Regions from separate parts of the Homo sapiens genome. Here all the other regions are linked to region 2. The links are chromatin loops, found by intact Hi-C in ENCODE. Cell type or tissue: GM12878. All regions are shown on one strand.

What was found. Hi-C counts contacts between places; a loop is a spot of excess contacts. Peaks named below come from ENCODE experiments on the same cell type or tissue, not always from the same donor. Only the 100,000 strongest peaks of a DNase experiment are listed, where the experiment ranks them.
Region 1: a loop joins it to region 2, with 3 times the contacts of the local background. A loop is called at or near these places in 1 of 110 quality-filtered maps.
Region 3: a loop joins it to region 2, with 3.0 times the contacts of the local background. A loop is called at or near these places in 1 of 110 quality-filtered maps.

Annotation. Positions count from the first base shown.
Region 1 is chr7:43,162,828-43,167,827 of GRCh38, reverse strand. All of the region lies in intron 2 of HECW1 (HECT, C2 and WW domain containing E3 ubiquitin protein ligase 1), which reads right to left. HECW1-IT1 (HECW1 intronic transcript 1) reads right to left here. Exons shown (of 7, transcript NR_135295.1): 7 at 4,641-4,902. Among named protein-coding and RNA genes, the nearest start is that of MIR3943, 14 kb to the right of the region's middle. RefSeq lists an enhancer at 3,200-3,259. In GM12878, no CTCF peak of the experiment used is centred here; a DNase peak (open chromatin) is centred at 2,867; H3K27ac peaks cover 655 bases.
Region 2 is chr7:42,938,533-42,943,532 of GRCh38, reverse strand. No RefSeq gene overlaps it. Among named protein-coding and RNA genes, the nearest start is that of MRPL32, 8.7 kb to the right of the region's middle. In GM12878, a CTCF peak has its summit at 2,093 (motif pointing left); a DNase peak (open chromatin) is centred at 2,092; H3K27ac peaks cover 813 bases.
Region 3 is chr7:43,313,071-43,318,070 of GRCh38, reverse strand. All of the region lies in intron 4 of HECW1 (HECT, C2 and WW domain containing E3 ubiquitin protein ligase 1), which reads right to left. Among named protein-coding and RNA genes, the nearest start is that of MIR3943, 160 kb to the right of the region's middle. In GM12878, a CTCF peak has its summit at 3,037 (motif pointing left); a DNase peak (open chromatin) is centred at 3,560; H3K4me3 peaks cover 491 bases.

The sequences.
Region 1 (5,000 bases), 220 kb before region 2:
TGATCATAATAGTACTGTTTAAGAATTAAATGAGGTGATCCTAGTAACACTTTTGTCAGCCATTACAGGAGAGAGGGTGGTACTTGAACTAGAACTTAATGCTAGAAGATACCTACATGGGTGGAAAGCAAATTTGTGAAGGTTTGGCTTTTACGCCACAATCCCTCATCCTTCTTTTTTACCCTTTCCTCCCTTATTCCTCCTGAACACACATTTCTTGAAACCTGCCCCAGCATGCCACCTATGCATTCTCTTTCACTTCTTGTAGGTTCCTCTGTAATGTCCTCCCATGTCCTGCTAGACCTCATCCTCCGAACCTCTTCCAACCTCCCTCCATCTGGAGTTGTTGAATAGTGGATCCCTTAAATTCATATCCACCCTTCTAGAACTTCAGAATATGACTTTATTTGGAAAGAGGCTCTTTGCAGAGGTGATTAAGCAAGGATCTTGAGATAAAATCACCCTAGATTTAGGGTGGACTCTAAGTGCAATGACTAGTATTCCTCGAATAGAAGAGAAGACACAGAGACATAGGGGAAGGAGGCCATGTGGAGATGAAGGCAAGGGCTGGAGTTATGTGGCCACAAACCGAGAAAGGTCAAGCACCACCAGGAGCTGGAAGAGGATAGGGGAGGATCCTCCTCTAGGGCCTTTGAAGGGAGCATGGCCCTTCTCATACCTAATATGAGACTTCTGGCTTCCAGAACTGAGAGAATAAATTCCTGTTGCTTTAGGCCATAAAGTTTGTGATAAGTTGTTATAGCAATGGGAAGTGAATCCACTATCTCATCAGAAAGGGGTCTTTTGGAAACATCCCACTCTGGTCATGCCTCTTGCCTGCCTTGCGTCATTCAGTGGCTGCCTACAGCCTGAGAGGTGAAGTCCCCTGGGGCCTGGCACACGGGGTCATCCACATGCGGCCACAGTTGCTGAGCTCTCCAGGAGCACCTGTCATCACCCATGACCAGCCATGGCCTGGGCCTGTGCTGCCCTCCCTGGCCCCACCCTCAGTCCTGTGCTGGTAATTAATTAAGATCAATAATTCAAATGGGCCCTTTCCACCTGACCAACAGAATGGTTTGCAGCATTCACCTCAGTGTCTTAGTACTCTTTAGTGGACAAAGGTTCCTATTATACTTCCTCTCAAGTTATGAATCATCTATAATCATCAATAAAATGTAATCTGAAGGATAATGTATACTGTACAATGTGAAATAAACAAAACATCTTTTTAGTAAAGAAAAGCTTTTACTTGTAATGTGACTAACCCCTATCTTTTCTTAAAATATCAGTAATAATAAGAGTTGGCTCAGGGGTCAGCCTTCCCTCATCCATCTCCACCCTGCAGCTGGCCTGGGTGCTGCTTCTAGATCCTAATACTATTATAGCTTGGGTAGGCATCTAGCTTATCACTCACCATTTCAAAGTCAATCTCCTTCACCAGGCCAGGCACAGTGGCTCATGCCTATAATCTTAGCACTTTGGGAGGCCAAGGCAGGTGGAACACACCTGAGGTCAGGAGTTCGTGACCAACCTGGCCAACATAGCAAAACCCCATCTCTACTAAAAATACAAAAGTAGCTGGCTGTGGTGGTGGGTGCCTGTAATCCCAGCTACTTGGGAGGCTGAGGCAAGAGAATTGCTTGAACCCAGGAGGCAGAGGTTGCAGTGAGCTGAGATAGCACCACTTCACTCCAGCCTGGGCGAAAGAGTGAAACTCTGTCTCAAAAAAAACCAAAAACACAAACAAACAAAAATCCCTTCACCAGAGAGGAAGGAAGACTTTTAACCATGTCCAATTCATCTTTGTGACCTAGCCACTCCAGCTGTGCTTGAACCACGGCAGGAGCTCATAGACACTGGTTGAATAATTGAATGAGTGAATGAGTATATTAATAGGCAAGGAGTTAGAGGGAAAGTCCTCTTTTAAATCTGCATTGGGACTCAGAATCTCAACACATGCAAATGGCTGATGGCATGGTTTTATATCTCTGGCATGACTGATTGAAATAAGAAATAGAAAGGAAGTTATTTCTGCTGGAGACACAGCATCTCAACTTTATTTGTCTTAATATAAAGCTTATAGCATATTTTCACAACTGCTGGCATGATTGATTGTAAGGAAACTATTACTAAAAAAAAATCTAAGTGATTAGAGTGGGCTCACAACGCCTATGTATGGATAAAAAGCATCATACAACCAGAAACCAAAAACTCTGCATAGGAGAGTTGTGTCCTTTTCAAATGCACAAAAAGCAAAAATAAAATCACTCTTATGTTCTCAAATCTATCTAAACTCCACAGAGTAAGCATCTTACACCTTCACGGATAATTGATTGAATTGTTATTAATGACCTTTGATGTCATTAGAGGCTGTTGTATTCAAACACACACACATACCTGTGTGCACACACACAAACACCCCCCCCCGCCAAAAGCCCAGTGTCCTTTGCATTATTTTCTAACCTCATGATATGTAACATAATTCATACACAGTGTTCTAAAGTTGGAAATTGTATGCACATGGCTGCCAATGTGTTCTGGAAATCTCCAACTCTGGACACAAAAGTGAAAACAGAGGAAAAGAAAAAGGGAAATTGACACATTTCAATAAACATTACAAACAATCAGTGCACTGTAATAATACTTGAAATAGATGCCAGGGAAAATTAAAATCCCTTTTATTTCCATTATTTTATTATTTTCATCATTTAGGGATTGAGAAGGCCTTACTATTGAAACCAAATTTCAAGCCAGACTAACTTATGGCATTTCTCCAAAAGTGGAAATGTTCTGAAACAAGGGAGCAGTTACAAATATAGACAAAGGGGCATTCCCTGACTCAGAGAGAGAGGAACCTTTAGAAACCACTGATTCATCCTTCTGCTTTCAGCCATGACTCTTCACTCTTAAGACACTCGCTGATGAATGAGCTTGTGTTATGATGACCTGCAGAGTGCAGGACAAATATTCTGAATCATACACCATGGAAGCGCGGCTGCATGCTCGGCATCTCCTTTCTAATTCTGGAAGAGTCTGCACTTGCCTCACATGCACCATCAGTCCTGGAGATCTGACCCCAGGATGTGGCGCTCTCTGTCCTCGCCTCTTTCTCCATTGCTTCTCCCTCCCTCCACACCAAAAGGAAAGTCCAGTCCAGTGGCCCTGAAACACACCCACTATGCACCAAGGACTGTGCCATGGCTGCTGGCCCTGCAGGGGCCTGACCCTCAGGAGGCCTGATAAAGGAAGGAGGGAGGGGTGTGTCTTCCCATGGGGAGCACAGGAGGGGTGCACTGAGGGGAGTCTGGGCACACAGCACAGATGCCGAGCAGCCCCCTCCACTCAAGGCTCGATCCAGAGGACACCCTGGTGCCTTCTTGATTTCCCAATGTTGCTGAATCTTCCCCCAGGAGGCCCCACTGGCACCTTCAACTCAACTTATGCAAAACACTGTTTCAATATGTGCTAACATTTTATTGGTCATGCACTTTTTATTAGCTGCTTTAATTTTTTGAAAGTAATTGAGGCATAAATAAATCATAAAAATAATAACTATTAAGTGCCAATGGCTGAGCCCTTCCTCCTCCTGCCTTCTCTGCTGCCTCCCTGTCTCCAGCCCATGCAGACCAGATGACTCGGGCCAACTCTGACTTCTCTTTGGCCATTCCTCTCCCCAGCCTGGTCCTTAGCTGCTCTTTGACTTCCCCCATGTATTGGCTCCCTTTCATTCCCACTACCTCCACCCAAGCCTGGGCCTCCAACCGCTCTCTTCGCTGCCTGCCCTGGCTCTTCTCCCTGTGTGAAATCTGCCAGCCAGGGCAGGATGAACTCCTGCCCACCTCCTGTCACCCAAGGCCCAGTTTTTTCTCTTAGACTGAGATTCTAGAAATACTAAATAAATTACTTGCTCTTGCCAGAACAGGACAATGACTTCCTTCTTTACAGTTGTACTCAACTGTTCGAGTCACCTGCAATACCCTCATCTTTGCTTGTCCAAATCCTTCCATCAAATCCAAACATCTCCACCATTTCTCAGTGGTTAGACCCAAGATGTGAGGGTTCCTGGCAGCCACATGTAGCAGGCAAGGAGGGAATGAACAAGATTAGGAAGAATTAAAGCAGAGCCATTTGGGGGAGCTTAGTTGATCGAACCTGGGGCAACTCTTTCCCAGGGGTCATAACTGGTCACTGAATCTGGGTTCTGGCTGACGGCTGGGAATGGAAGACCAGGAGCATGAGGGTGACTTGTAGCAAGCTCCCTGGATAACTGGCATATGGTCTGCGACTTGGCCTGGACCTTCAAATGGAAGGTCAGGGAGCCTAGGGAGGTGGGTTGAGGAATCCAGCCAGAAGCAGAGCCTGCCTCCATCTCCCCAGTCTTCGCAGCACCTCCCCCCGGACAGAACAAGGGTGGTGTTTGGCACACAATGAGCACTTCTGTCACTGCACACAGTGGGGGTGTGTATGTGTGTGTGCATGCACACTGATCAACATGGTGTCCTTTCCATATATGGTTCGCAATCCAACCCAAGGTGAAATGTATTTGCAATCCTCAAACTAGTAATGAATCTGATCGGATTTGCGTTCTTTTCTTCCAATAGCTTGGCAACGGGGAGAAATTGTTCAAGAAGCCTGGTGTGTGTTTGTTTGTTTATTGGGAGTGGTTTGCACAGATGGGATACAGCAAAAGGCTTTGGGACTGTTCTCGTCTGTGCTGTGTGCTCCTGGTCAACTCCCTTGCCTTTGCCTGCACAGGTCCAAAGGTGCCGGGTTGTTTCAGTTAATGAGTTTCATAGTCACACAGGATTTGGAGTCTAACAAAGGTAAGCAACTCCTCTGCTCACTGCTCATGTGACCTTAGGCAACTTCTTTGACTTCTCTAAGACTCATGTTCTTCATCTGTAAAACAACAGTAACAATAGTTGCCTCTTTATAGAGTTGTTGAGAGATTAGCTCAGATGATGCTTGTAAAGGTAGTTAGAACAATGCCTCCCACA
Region 2 (5,000 bases):
AATACATATTGATCTCTCAGTTTGCAGTGCACACACTTACAGACACTCATACACACAGTGGCCTCTTAATTCCCTATCTTCCTCTAGCTATTGCTTCATTTCTCTACTCCCTAGCAGAAGAAAACTTTTGGGAAGAACTGTCTAGGAACACGGCCTCTACCACCTCAGCAAACATCTTCTCTTTAGCCCACTCCAGTCTGTCTTCTGCCATCAACACTGAAATAAAATCACTTTTGTCATCTTGCAGATGAATTCCAATTGCCACAATCATTGGGTACTTTCCTATCCTCATCTTCACCTCCCAGCAGCATTTGACAGGATGGCTGGTTTCCTCTTCTTGAAATGCTCTCCCTCTTGGAATCTGTGGCGTGACAGTCTAATGTCCTCCTCGACAGGCTACCCCTCTCCTCGGGGCTCAGTTTCGGGTTCTCTTCTTTCATAAGTACTTGCTGTGGATAATCTCATTCATTTTAATGGCTTTAAATACACTCCATCTGCTGACTGCTTCCAAATTTACATACTCACATATCCATTAGCCTGCTTGCCATCTCAGTTTCGATGTCCAATAAGTATTTCAAATGTAGCTTCTCGAAAATGGGTATCTTGAGTTTCCTGCATAATCTGCCTTCACCTCTCACAGGCTCCCTAATCACATCCTCTCTGTTACTCAAGCTAGAAACCTGGGAATTATCCTGTTTTCCCCTCTCCTGCATTTCTACAACCAAGTCCTCACCAATTCCACTTCTGAAATATGTATCTCTATTTCCTCTAGTTCTTTCTGTCCTTGGCCACCATTCTGATTTGGGCTACATCATCTTCAGCCTGGATTTCTTCCAGAGACCCTTAGCCTGTCTCCCTAGATCCCTTCTTGCCCCTTCCCAGCACATTCTCCTTACACTGGCATCCCTTCCTGTCATTCCAAACTGAATGCCACTTGGGACTCAGGATATGTTATGGGGGTAGAGTCAAAGGAGTTGCTTATGTGGGATGAGAAGGGAGAAATCAAGAATGAGTAGGATTTTGCTGGAGCAATTTGATTTGTGTCAAGGTGGGAAAGTTTGGATGAGGTACAAGTTTGGCTAGTGGGGTAAGGGATAGGGGTGATCAGCAGTTCCGTTTTCAATATGCTAACCCCGAAATGTCCATTAGTCAATCAGAGGTAGTCTATGGTTGGAGAAATGTTAGACATATTTGTTGAATGAATAAGCGAACCAAGCTAGGCTATCAGAGAAGCAAATTTACAGGGAGAGATTTGGAAAAGTTGTTAGGCTATGATCTACTGAGACTTATGTGACGTTCTAATGGAAATCTCGTATTATTTGGAAACATGGGTCTGGAGATTAATAGAAAAATGAGACCTAGATACACAGACCTGAGGGTCATCACTGCATATTTAAATTATGGAAGAAAATAAGATGGCTCACTGAGACTTCTAGAAAATTAAAATATTTTCATGTCACATTTTTTATTCAAAAAAGTTAGTGTTATTGAGTCTGATAGAGGAAAATATTGAGCATCGTCCCTGGCTTCTACCCACTGGAAGGCAGTAGCTCTCATCATCCCTCACCCCCCTACCCCAGCGTGACAACCAAAAATGTCTGTAGGCATTGCCAAATGTCCTCTGGGGTGGGAAGGGGATCATCCCTGGTTGAGAACTACTGATTAGAAGAATGTCAATGAGAAAATCAGTAGTTCTTTTTAGTTACCGAAATGTAATATTGGGGAATATTGGAAAAGAGTTTTTATCCTGAAAGATGCTCTTGGAAAGGATTTTAGAATTAAGCTGGCTGCATGTACCCAAGGATGTAGGGTTGGAAAAGAAGAGGATCAAGGAGGGAACACTGGCGAGAGCAAACTGACCCAGGGCGGAGGGAGAGAAGCCCTGGACACAGTGATAGGGAGGCTCAGTTTTGTTGGCAGCCTCTAGCTTTCACTCAGCGTTGCAGACAGCCTTTTCTCCCCCTGCAGTAATCCTGTCTGCTAGCCACAGGCTGATGGCTTTGGCAGAAACAGACAATGTCCCCAGCATTGCTGTACCTGATGGTTTATTATTTCATTTGAGAATTTCAGTGCAATTCACCTGCTGCCCCCTAGTGGAGCGGCTTGCTGATGCCTAGTAAACTGTAGCAGTTCCTCATGTGAGTTTAAAGGCTGAAACTGTAAAGCTGGCTCTGAGCTTGAACACCAGGGTCCAGAGACTGGAACTCGTTAACCCTCTAGCTTTCTTCCTGTCCTACCTCCAAATTGCATGCCTAATGCTTACTAGCGACTCCACAAACGTGGAGGAGGTGAGTGCACAGACCGTCACCGGGGCCAGCAGAGGAACACAGGGGCAGGGTAACACGAAGGTTGGAAGTAAGGTAAAGAGTAGCCCAGGGACATTCCACTGAGCACCAGGGAATATCTCTCTATTTGCCTTAGCTGTTGCTGTTCTGGATGCCCTTTGTGGAAAAAACGAGAGGACAGCAGCTGGAAGCGACACCATCCTGTTTCAAAGGCAAGATGGAAATGTTATTCACTAATCTAGACCATGGAATGACACTGCTCCCTAAAAATTGCAGTTGAAGACAGAGCATCTATGTTTGTGTATTTGCCAGAAAAACACTAATCGTAGCAGAATTCCTTAGCACAGATTTAGAAATATTGAGGGGCAAATCCTGCCCCTGAAACATAATTGCATATGGGAGGGTGGAGGCAGGTGTAGAAAACAGTTATCTGAGGAGAGTGGGAGGGCAATCCCCGTATCATGAATGTTACAAAGGCCCCTACTCATTGAACCTCTTTAAATAATAAATTTTTAACTTAAAAGTCACACTACACAAATTATGAAAAAATCGTATTTTTAAAAGATCACAATTTATTTACATTAGGGTCATCCATAGTGCACCAAAACTATTTTTGGTTTCCCAAGAAAAAATATGTATGCATAAATCTTCATGTTAAATGGCCAGATTCTAAGTATATAATGAGGGTAGAATCAATGGGATTTTTGGATTTGCTCGCAGGTTGGATGTGAAAGGGAGAAAAGGTGGGATGTCAGAGTCAAGAATGACTCCTTCCAAAATAACCTAGTAAGATGTCTCAACATCTTCATGTTGTAGGGAATGAGTAGGGACAAGGGAATTAATTTCTAATTCAAAACCTGAATCAGTTACATAATTGGTTTAATTCCAACTCATAATGATTTTCTGCCATAGTAAAAACTGGAGGCATGAAGTGATAAAATGTATTATAAAGAAAACTTTGATGGGACAACCCCTTCGTAAAAGTGAAAGTACTCTCCTTTATGACATGGTTTTCTGACATGGACTAGATATCTGGTTTTGCTATCTAATAATTGCCTAATTTGGGATGCATTTTATAATAAGTTTCTCCATTCATGAATTGAAAACAGAAAACAGTCACTCTGCCCACGTACTCTCACTAGGTTACCTGCATATAGAGCCTCTGTCTTAGCTCAAGCTCCTGTTAAGAAATTAACAAACAGCGTTTCTTCAACGATTCATCTCTCACAGTTCTGGAAGGTGGAAAGTCCCAGATCAAGGTGCTGGCAGATTTGGTTCTGGTGAAGACCTGCTTCCTGATTTGTAGTCAGCCTTCTCCTTGGAGCCTCACATGGCAGAGGGCAGAGAGAACACTCTTGCGTCTCTTCTTATAAGAGCATCAGCCTTATTCATAAGGGGTATACCTTTATTCCCTAATTACCACTCAAAGGCCTCACTTTCTAATACCATCACATTGGAGGTTAAGCTTTCAACATAAGAATGTTTTTTTCTCACATCTGTAGCAGCCAGATCAATACATGAATACATTCAGTCTGTACTATCAAAGGACAATTTGTTACCTGGAGATACACTTTGCAACCTATTAGTCAACTGAGGATACTGAGTAGGCAGTTGAATATATTCATCCCCAGTGTTCATGAACCACTGATTCCACCTCAAGTCTATCTTTGACACACAGCATTGTATGACTTCTCAGGGTTAAAAATAATTATCTGTAGAGGTTTGTCTAAATAATATGCAGATAACCAATTCCTCTGGAATTTCAACTTTTTAATGCTTAGATCAAGCCCAGCCTTGAAAGAGCTATTTGCTGGGATTCTAACACTTTGGAAGTTTTAAAAATTTTTTACTGAATTGCACTTCAACGTAACATTGGCCTATACCATACCCAATGAAATTGGTGATTTTACCTCTAGGAATGTTAACATAGATTGCGCCATTATACAATTTTCATTATGAAGCCCCAGGCCTTAGTACACTTCAGGCCTTAGTACCAAGATAGTGATGCATCTTCTAGATTATCTGTCTTACTTTGTGAAGACTGATCCATGCAAGTGAATCTTCTTTCTTTCCAAAGAAAAAAATGTTCAGCCTGTAATTCTGGCACTTTGGAAGGCCAAGGTGGGCAGATCACCTGAGGTCGGGACTAAAAATACAAAAATTAGCTGGGCATGGTAGCCGGTGCCTGTAATCCCAGCTATTTGGGAAACTGAGAACAAGAGACTTGCTTGAACCTGGGAGGTGAAGGTTGCAGAGAGCCGAGGTAGTGCCACTGCACTCCAGCCTGGGCGACAGAGTGAAACTTCGTCTCAAAAAAAAAAAGAAAAAAAGAAAAAAAATGTTGAGTCAAATATGCTGCCTAATATAGTATGTGTTCAGGTTACTGCAGCATGTATTTTTGCTGTAAATACTTCCCTGGGCTTTATCTTGTCTACCGATGTTACCTTTAACTATAATTCCCTAAGTTGCTTATCATTATGTGTTTTAAATAGCTACCTCACTTTTTTCATTTTGAATGAGGCAAGAAACAAAATAGCAAACCTTGGGCTCAAGGTGGACACAGGAATGAGAGAGGTAGAAGAAAATAAGAAATTAACTGTAGAAAGTTAAGTTAAAGGCCAGGCACACTGGCTCATGCCTGTAATCCCAGCACTTTGGGAGGCTGAGGAAGGTGGGATCGCCCGAGGTCAGGAGTTTGAGACCACCCTGGCCAAC
Region 3 (5,000 bases), 370 kb before region 2:
ATAGTGCTAAACCCTGGGGATACACTGGTGAACAAGTCACGGTCTATGTTCTCAGGGAGTTTCTAATATATTTGGAGATTTATTCAAGAAAACAGGTAATTTCATTAGAATATAGAATGTACAAAAGGGGGTTAATTATCAAGGAACCACAGGAACATGAATGAGAAAAGGATGAAGGGGAGGTGGGAAGAATCAGCAAAGGATGACGAGGATGGCAAACACACACACACACACACACACACACACACACACACACACACAATAATGAGAAAAAAGTATATTTTGCTGTACACATTTAAACACAATATATTTTAAAGGACTGGCTGTTAGTCCTGATAAGCATCCCCTTCCCTCACACTAACAATAACACTTAATCACAAGTATCACACAAGAAAAATAGAGTAGTCAGTATTCTTGCCTGGGCTGAGAGGTCAAACCCTTCCCCAAAGGCATTTGTTACCAGTTGTTAGAAAAGTTACTAGTCTTTGCTTAGGAATCAAACTGCATTGACAGGGTCAGCTGCAGAAATCCAAAATCAGTCTACATATTTTATGCAGAAAGGGATTTAATGCAGGGAATTCAGGGCTGGAGAAGTGGACTCTAGGCAGGGCCTCTGGAATCAGGATAACTGCCTAACTGGCTCTCCAACGAGGCTGATGCCTTTGCCTCACTCGCAAGGGCTGCCCTGGGACCTGCTGAATATGAAAACTCAGTACAGTCACTGCAATCTGGAGGGCAGGAGGCTGCTGTCCAGGCCATGGCGGCTGTCTCTCCACCGGCGAAGACAGTGACCAGCCAGTGGCAAGCGGAGTAGGTCACTGCCTGCCCCCACCCCCACTGCCTGTTGGTGTCCAGGAAGCTAGAGAGTAGACACAGGATGCTGCTGCAGAAAAGCTCCATTTCTCAAGGCCATGCTTGTAGCAGCCACAGGCCCAAGAGCCTGGTCTAAGACCACTAGCTGTATTAGCTCAAGGAATCCTTTCAACAAGATTTTGAGGTAGGTGCTTATAGTATTTATCCCTATTTTGTAGTGAATGATTAAATAAACTGCCTAAGATCACATAGTAATGGTAGATGTAAGCTTCCCCACATTTCACATATTCACCTTCCCGATCTTGCACAGGTGCAGCTAAATGAATCGAATTTGCATCCAGAACATGGCTGCATGGGAGTCTGGGAAATGTAAATTTAGAGGACCAGATTCTGCACTAGGGGAAGGCACAGGAGATGAGAGGAAAGAAGAGAGTAGAGGGGAGGAGACGGGACGGGAGAGGAGAGGAGAGGAGGGGAGGGGAGGAGAGAAAAGGGGAGGGGAGAGGAGAACTGGAATGGATGCTGTGGGCCAAGCCACACTCTCCACCTCAGTGTGGAATGGGTGCTCTAGGCTCTCTACCAGGAGGCTGTTATTTTCTGCATTCTTGTCATGATGGAAGCCTCTTTGTGGGAGCAATATTACATCCCCTTTGAGGCAGGAAGCTTACATCTACCATTATTATGTGATCTTAGGCAGTTTATTTAATCACTCACTACAAAATGAGGATAAATACTATAAGTACCTACCTCAAAATCTTGTTGAAAGGATTCCTTGAGCTAATACAGCTAGTGGTCTTAGACCAGTGTCCAACATCTAATAAGCAGCTATTTCTGCTTAGAATCTGGGCCAAAAATAGGGCCCTCTATTGCAAATCCCTATGACACTTACTATGTAAAACCATTAATAATAACTTGAAGCACTAGCTCACATCAGTACTGTTCAAGATTTTGTCATCGTACATTTTGTACATAACATGTACAGAAAAGTTCCTCAGGAAAAGATTACATTTTCTGAGTGGTATGCATTTCTTCTGGTGTGTAGAATCCTACCACCTGCTCCTCAGTTTATAATAGAGAAAGGATCTTTGTGGATTATTATAATTTTAATCAGAAAGGTCTAATAAAGCTTACAGAAACAGACATACCTAAGAAACAAGTAATATATTTTCTCTGGATTTGTCTTCAAAATAAAAATCATAGCTATGATTTCCATGCCATAATCTATAATAGAAGAGTGGACAACAAACATGCTATTGCTGTTAAGAGTGGAATGAGCAAGTGAGCCCATAACTGATTAAAAGAGAGAATCAATATACTACCCAGGTCTCCTACACCCATCAGAAAAAAGATATGGCTTCCATTTTTCAGAGTAATTCATGCTTTCTGACAACCAAATCTTGGGAAAAAATCTCCCAGGATTCTCCCACTGTGGCTGGACCATGACTTCACTAAATAATGGGACAGGGCCAGGCGCGGTGGATCACGCCTGTAATCCCAGGAGTTTGGGAGGCCGAGGTGGGTGGATCAACTGAGGTCAGGAGTTTGAGATCAGCCTGGCCAACATGGTGAAACCCCATCTCTACTAAAAATAGAAAAATTAGCCAGGGGTGGTGGTGCATGCCTGTAATCCCAGCTACTTGAGAGGCTGAATCAGGAGAATCGCTTGAACCTGGGAGGCGGAGGTTGCAGTGAGCTGGGATCGTGCCATTGTACTCTAGCCTGGGCAACAGAGCGAGATTCCATCTCAAAATAATAGTAATAATGATAATAATAATAATAATAATAATAATAACAATAATAATGGGACGGGAGATATGGGGAGAATCTACTTGTCTTTCTTACTACTAGGCCAATGATGTAGAAGCGCCATTCTCTTGCAGAAGCAGGAACTCTAAGCATAAAGTGATAGAGGAGCTCCTAAAAATCAATGCCACTTTCTCCCCTTCTGTGGCCTTTCCTTCATATTGTTTCTTTGGACACAAGAATTCTGTTTGTGCCTTATACAGCTTCTGCTCTTCTAGATTCTAATAGGGTGCCTGATGTAAAGGAAAAACTTTAATTCTTCAAGAGTTGGGTTCCATAAATCAGCAGCCACACTTCACCCTCTACATCCAGGTATCTTCCCCCTCTTATGTCAGAACAGTCCTATTTGCTTTGAGAGCTCTAGAAGTCCTACCATGCTGAAAGCATCACAACCCTGGCCTCTGCTGGACATTTGATGGCACACGGATGTGCCATGGCCCATACCCAACACTGCACCACAATGCTGTGCTACCCCTGTGGCAGCATGAGTCCTGAGCCAGGGGAGGCAGCTGTGTGACTGTGGGAGCCACTGATTCGACATCTCCTCATTCATGAAATGACAGATGAGATGAAATCACCATCTCTACATTTCTCAGCCTAGATCTCTGATTTGATCTCTGGCAAAGCACGGAAAATGTGGAAGATAAGCTACTAAGGACTTACACATTATTGACTTTTAAGATTCACAGACAATTTCGGATTTGGAAGTTATTTTTGAAATGCTATGCCGTTGAAAGTGTTGGCATTTTGCATTACATAACTTCACAGTTATATATGTGTAGCTACAATGAGAATAACAAACTGTCAAATTAAGGTTCTAGGATGATAAGTTGTGGTTACTTTTGTCTCAGTCAAAATGTCATGTTAACACCAGATCTTATTCATTCATGGAGTTTCGTAATACCTGATATGGCTACCCACCCCCTCCTCTACTACCCTCTTCTTTGTTCTCTCTAGTCTCCTGGTTATCCTGCCCCTTCACCACCTCCTCTTCTTCTGTTTGAGTTCCTCGTCTGCCTCTCCCCTGCCCCCTCTCACTGTGACTATCTGGTGCTCTCTTTCTATACACAACACTAGAGTGAGCTTATCCACCCCCAAGGTGTCTGTTATCCCAAATCTACAACCCTAGCTCGGATCCCTGGTTGAGCTTCAGAACCATTCATTCATTCACTCACTGTGGACGCACGTCCCTCAGGTGTTCCACACTCAGTAATTCCATCTTGAGCTCATTACCTTCTCCCCAAACAGGCTTCTCTTCCAGTGGGTACCTAACTTGAGGAATAACATCAGCACTCACCAGCTGCGGGAAGATGCCCTTGAGTTGACTCAAAACTAGATCTGGGCTGGGCATGGTGGCTCATGCCTGTAATCTCAGCATTTTGGGAGGCTGAGGCTGAAGGATCACTTGAGCCCTGGAGTTTGAGCCTGGGCAATATAGTGAGACTCCATTTCAATAAAAAACCAAACCAAAAAACAAACCAAAACCAAAACCAAAACCAAACCAAATCAAACCAAAACCCTAGATTCGGAGCCTAAACCTAATTGCCTCAAGTGCTAAACAAAAGACACTCATGATGAAGGTCCGAATGGGTGGGAGGGGACTGTGGCAACACTGAAGGTTACAGGCCAGTCTAGGGAGGGTGCAGACGCTTAACTCCAGCTGATTAGAACCATGTGGTATCACAGGCTCAGGCTGCCAAATTGGAGGCTTTTGTGAAAGAAGCTAGAAAGTTGTGTTTCAACTTGAAACTTCTACATTTTAAGTGTGGATAATCAATCAAATTTAAAACAAAACAATGTAAATGAAACAAAATATGCGGCCGAGGGCAGTGGCTCACACCTGTAATCCCAGCACTATGGGAAGCCAAGGCAGGTGGATCACCTGAGGTCGGGAGTTCGAGACCAGCCTGACCAACATGGAGAAACCCTGTCTGTACTAAAAATACAAAACTAGCCAGGCGTGGTGGCACATGCCTGTAATCCCAGCTACTTGGGAGGCTGAGGCAGGAGAATCACTTGAACCCGGGAGGCAGAGGTTGCGGTGAGCTGAGATCGCACCACTGAACTCCAGCCTGTGCAACAAGAGCAAAACTCCATCTCAAAAAAAAAAAAAAATGCTCTTTAGGCTGTTATTTTGCAATCTCTGTTCTTAATCTATAGTATCTACTTTTATTCAAGAACAATTTTTTTTCAGAAATAAATTGAATTTTAACTTTTGGAAATCCAGTTCAGCTAGTCACAGCTATTTGTGTAAAAATTTCAACAATTTATGTACCTCCATCTTTACATTAATGTGTGTATTATAAACGCACTAACCAAGCTGATGGAAAAACCTTTAAGAGACCCAAGAATATTTCCCTGAGAACTAGTTAGTCAGCTAAGAT